Regions from separate parts of the Homo sapiens genome. Here region 2 is linked to region 1. Evidence: read pairs that join two places in POLR2A ChIA-PET (ENCODE). Cell type or tissue: OCI-LY7. All regions are shown on one strand.

Evidence for each region. ChIA-PET counts read pairs that join two places held together with the same protein. Peaks named below come from ENCODE experiments on the same cell type or tissue, not always from the same donor. Only the 100,000 strongest peaks of a DNase experiment are listed, where the experiment ranks them.
Region 2: POLR2A ChIA-PET joins it to region 1 with 5 read pairs; 3 of 35 experiments call an interaction of 5 or more read pairs at or near these places.

The regions. Positions count from the first base shown.
Region 1 is chr16:30,365,811-30,368,310 of GRCh38, forward strand. The region is part of intron 1 of TBC1D10B (TBC1 domain family member 10B); the gene reads right to left. Among named protein-coding and RNA genes, the nearest start is that of TBC1D10B, 3.4 kb to the right of the region's middle. In OCI-LY7, no CTCF peak of the experiment used is centred here; no DNase peak of the experiment used is centred here; H3K4me3 peaks cover 1,718 bases; H3K27ac peaks cover 333 bases.
Region 2 is chr16:30,315,952-30,318,451 of GRCh38, forward strand. It overlaps the pseudogene SMG1P5. Among named protein-coding and RNA genes, the nearest start is that of CD2BP2, 38 kb to the right of the region's middle. In OCI-LY7, no CTCF peak of the experiment used is centred here; no DNase peak of the experiment used is centred here.

The sequences.
Region 1 (2,500 bases):
CTCACTTCTGACACATCCAAATCTGGGGAGAGAGTATGGAGTATTTTAAAGCCACATTTTGCATTAGATCTGGATCCACGTCCTAGCTTTACCATTTATTCATTGTGTGACCTTGGGCAAATCACTTAATTTTGCTAAGCCCAATTTCCTCATCTGTAAGGTGGAGAAAGTAACAATATCTACCCGAAGGGGTTTATACGAAATAACACACAGCGAAGTGCCCATTAAGTAATACCTTACTATCCATAAAATAAAATACCCTAGAGGGCCAGGCATGGTAGCTCATGCCTGTAATCCCAGCACTTTGGGAAGCAGAGGCAAGAGGATCACTTGAGGCCAGGAGTTCAAGGCCAGCCTGGGCAACATAACGAGATTCTGTCTCTACAAAAAATAAAAATAAAATAATAAAATAGGCCGGGCATGGTGGCTCCCACCTGTAATCCCAGCACTTTGGGAGGCCGAGGCAGGCGGATGACTTGAGGTCAGGAGTTTGAGACCAGCCTGGACAACATGGTAAAACCCTGTCTCTACTATAAATACAAAAATTAGCCAGGCATGGTGGCACGTGCTTGAAATCCCAGCTATTCGCGAAGCTGAGGCATGAGAATCGCTTGAACCCGGGAGGCGGAGGGTGCAGTGAGTCAAGATTGTGCCACTGCACTCCAGCCCAGATGACAGAGCGAGACTCCATCAAAAAAAAAAATAATAATAATAAAATAAAATACAGAACAAATGTACTTCTGTCTCTTTAGACGCAACCATCTGAGTTTTGTCCTATCAAATGTTTAAGATCCCTTGGGTCACCTGCAATTTACTCTACCTCCTCCTCCCTGAAATCACCCCAGGCAAATAAAGGACTCCCTGCCCTATTTACTCACTGTTCTGTCAGAGGTTCATACTCATGGTGCCCCATCATTCTTCAAACACTTACTTGTAGGAGCCAGTACTAGGAGGTGAGTAGAACGGAAGAAAGCTTGGGTCTTAAGAATCAAACCTACCTAAGTTCAAATTTCAGTTCTGTCTCTGAGACAATAGGGAGCTTTGTCAAGGGATGACCTGAGTCCCTTCCTCAATTATAAAAAGACACCACCGGGCCGGGCATGGTGGCTCATGCCTGTAATCCCAGCACTTTGGGAGGCGGAGGTGTCAGAAGTGAGAAGCGGATCACCTGAGGTCGAGAGTTCAAGACCAGCCTGGCCAACATGGTGAAACCCTGTCTCTACTAAAAATGCAAACTCAGCCGGGTGTGGTGGCACATGTCTTCAATCCGATACTCGGGAGGCTGAGGCAGGAGAATTGCTTGAACCTGGGAGGCGGAGGTTGCAGTGAGCCAAGATCGCACCATTGCACTCCAGCCTGGGCAACAAGAGCAAAACTCCGTCTCAAAAACAAAACAAAACAAAACAAAACAAAAAAAACACCACCACCACCTACATCACAAAGTTATGAGAAGACTATTGAGAAACTGCATATAAACATCTGTTAAATAGAAGGGGCTCGTTAAATGTTAGTTTCCTTTGTTCTAGAAGCTCCTTAAACAGAGAGACCATCTCTCATTAATTTCTATCATAAGTCGGTTACAAACTCTACCAAGGGCTGGGAAGAGTAAGATACCTTCTGGCCCTCAAGAAGGTTACAGCCTAAGAGGAGCGATAACTGTAATACAGCATGGGAAATGCAATGACAAAGATGCACCAAAGACACATCTAATTGGAGTGGGGGCAGTGGGTATCAGGGAAGCTTCCTGGAGGAGGGGACATCTGAGGTAAGCCATGAAGAAATGAGTAGAACTTAGCAGGCAAAGAAAGGGGAGAAGAGCACCCTTGGCAGGTGCACAGCCTGAATATGAAGGGGAAAGGACTACAACTAGTTCAGCAGGACCACAGCGCAAAGCACCCGGTGAGGAATGGTGGCAAAGGTGACCAGAGAGGCTATGCGCAGGCCAAAGAGCCTGAACTTCATCCTGTGGACAGCAGCGAGCCACTGAACGCTGCGAAAGTAACATGGATTACAGTCAGTCTTGCCCAAGAGGTAGAGTTCTCTGGCATTGAAGCTGATCTTACAGGGACAAAGCTACAAAGCAAAGAAACAGCACCCGGCATAGTGCCTGGCACACAAGAGGGACTCCCCCAAACTAAGTTCAGCCCGAGTTCCTCAGGACAGCCTGCTATTGAGGAGAGAGCCACTGGTCACACAGATCCAGATTATTTGAGGGGGACAATTCACTCAACTGCACTAATTGTTTCTTCATCTATAAACCGAGTCCTTGTGCCTAGAAAGCACCAGGGTCAAACCTCAGTTGCTTTCCCATGTAAGACCCTGAATGTTGGTACCCAATCAAAGGCTTTCTGATTTTGGTTGGCTCATGAACCCTGCCTGGAAAACTCTCCCACAGGGCTTCCCCCGATCCCTGCACACATAGCCAAGACTAAATCAATCCTACTTACTCTCCACGATTCAGAGCAGGTTCAGCTGACTCCCTGCTCTAGGTGCCTCAGGA
Region 2 (2,500 bases), 50 kb before region 1:
CCTGCAGAGGAATGAGGTGGGCTGAATGAAACTCCTTTTTTAAAAATTCTTGGCTGGCATAGTGGCTCACGCCTGTAATCCCAGCACTTTGGGAGGCTGAGGCGGACGGATCACTTGAGGTCAGGAGTTCAAGATCAGCCTGGCCAATATGGCGAAACCCCATCTATTAAAAATACAAAAATTAGCTGGGCGTGGTGGCGGGCACCTGTAATCCCAGCTACTCCGGAGGCTGAGGCAAGAGAATCACTTGAACCCAGGAGGCGGAGGTTGCAGTGAGCCGAGACTGTGCCACTGCACTCCAGCCTGGGCAACAAGAGAGAAACTCCATCTCAAAAAAAAAAAATTGTTTATGCCAACTAATTGTACACCTAAATGCACCAAGTTCATGACTTTCTCCTTGCATTTATTTATTTATTTATTTATTTATTTTTTAATTAGGTCTCACTCTATGTTGCCCACGTTGTAGTGCAGTGTGTGATTACAGCTCACTGCAGCCTTGAACTCCTGGGCTCAAGAGATCCTCTGGTCTTAGCCTCCCCAGTAGCTAGAACTACAGGTATGGAGTGGCTCTCTGCCTTTATTTCTAACCCAAGCTACCTTACAACCTTAAAAAGAGATGCTGCTTCGCCGGGCACAGTTGCTCTCGCCTATACTCCCAGCACTTTGGGAGGCCAAGGCGGGCGGATCATGAGGTCAGGAGTTCGAGACCAGCCTGACCAACATGGTGAAACCCTGCCTCTACTAAAAATACACAAAAACTTAGCCAGGCCTGGTGGTGTGGTGCCTGTAGTCCCAGCTACTCAGGAGGCTGAGGCAGGAGAATCATTTGAACCCGGGAGACAGAGGTTGTAGTGAGCCGGAGGTTGTAGTGAAGCCGGAGGTTGTAGTGAGCCGAGATCACGCCGCTGCATTCCCACCTGGGCGACAGAACAAGACTCCAAAAAAAAAAAAAAAAAAAGAGAGACCCTACTTCAGCTCTCAATTGCATCGCTTATCTTCCCCTTTTGTCAGTTAAGTCCTGGAAGTACCCTAGAAACCTATCATTTGGCCTGGGAAATTGCCAAGATTAAAAGGAAATGTCTTACTCTATGACCTCTTTAACAGATGAAGGACAAAAAAGGCTGAAAATGTACAAAGATATGCATCCCTCCCCCACCAGTTAAATGCCAAACATAGGCCAGGCACAGTTGATCACACCTGTACTCCCAGCTGTTTGGGAGTCCGAGGTAAGCAGATTACCTGAGTTCAGGAGTTCGAGATCAGCCTGGCCAACATGGTGAAACCCAGTCTCTACTAAAAATACAAAAAAATTAGGCAGGCGTGGTGGTGCACATCTGTAATCCCAGCTACTCAGGAGGCTGAGGCAGGAGAATCGCTTACCCAGAGGCGGAGGTTGCAGTGAGCTGAGAGCTCGCCACTGCACTCCGGCCTGGAGAACAGAGTGAGACTCGGTCTCCAAAAAAAAAAAAAAAAAGGCCAAACATAGCACATTCCAACCAAGATTAAGAATCACTAAGAGTTACATTGCACCACTGCACACCAGCCTAGGTGACAGAGCGAGACTCCGTTTAAAAAAAAAAAAAAAAGAGTTACACACTGCAGAAATCTAAAGAATCTCAAAAGTAGACTGGGACTTTATAATCAAGGTAAAGGTGAAGTCATGTTTACCAATATAAGAAATGAATGGGCCAGGCGCAGTGGCTCACACCCGTAATCCCAGCACTTTGGGAGGCCGAGGCGGGAGGATCACAAGGTCAGGAGATCGAGACCATCCTGGCTAACACAGTGAAACCCCGTCTCTACTAAAACTACAAAAAAATTAGCCGGGCGTGGTGGCAGGCACCTGAAGTCCCAGCTACTCGGGAGGCTGAGGCAGGAGAATGGCGTGAGCGCGGGAGGTGGAGCATGCAGTGAGCTGAGATCGCGCCACTGCACTCCAACCTGGGTGACACAGCGAGACTCCGCCTCAAAAAAAAAAAAAAAAGAAATGTATGCAACCATTTTTTTCAACTCCTGAAAATAGTCAGATAATAACTGTAGTTATTCTGATAAAGTTCCTTTAGCCAACAGGTTGAAGCACATTCCCAGCGAATAACATGTTTATAAGATTTTCTAACAATTGCATATGTTAAATCTTCTCTTTAAAAATAATCCTGGCCAGGCGCGGTGGCTCACACCTGTAATCCCAGCACTTTAGGAGGCCGACGCAGGTGGATCACTTCAGGTCAAGAGTTCAAGATCAGCCTGACCAACATGGAGAAACCCTGTCTCTACTAAAACTACAAAATTAGCCAGGTGTGGTGGTGCATGCCTGCAATCCCAGCTACTCGGGAGGCTGAGGCAGGAGAATCACTTGAACCTGGGAGGTGGAGGTTGTGGTGAGCCGAGATGGCGCCATTGCACTCCAGCCTGGGCAACAAGAGCGAAACTTCATCTCAAAAACAGGAAAAAAATAAAATAAAATAAATAAAAATAAAAATAATCCTAGGCCAAGCTGGCT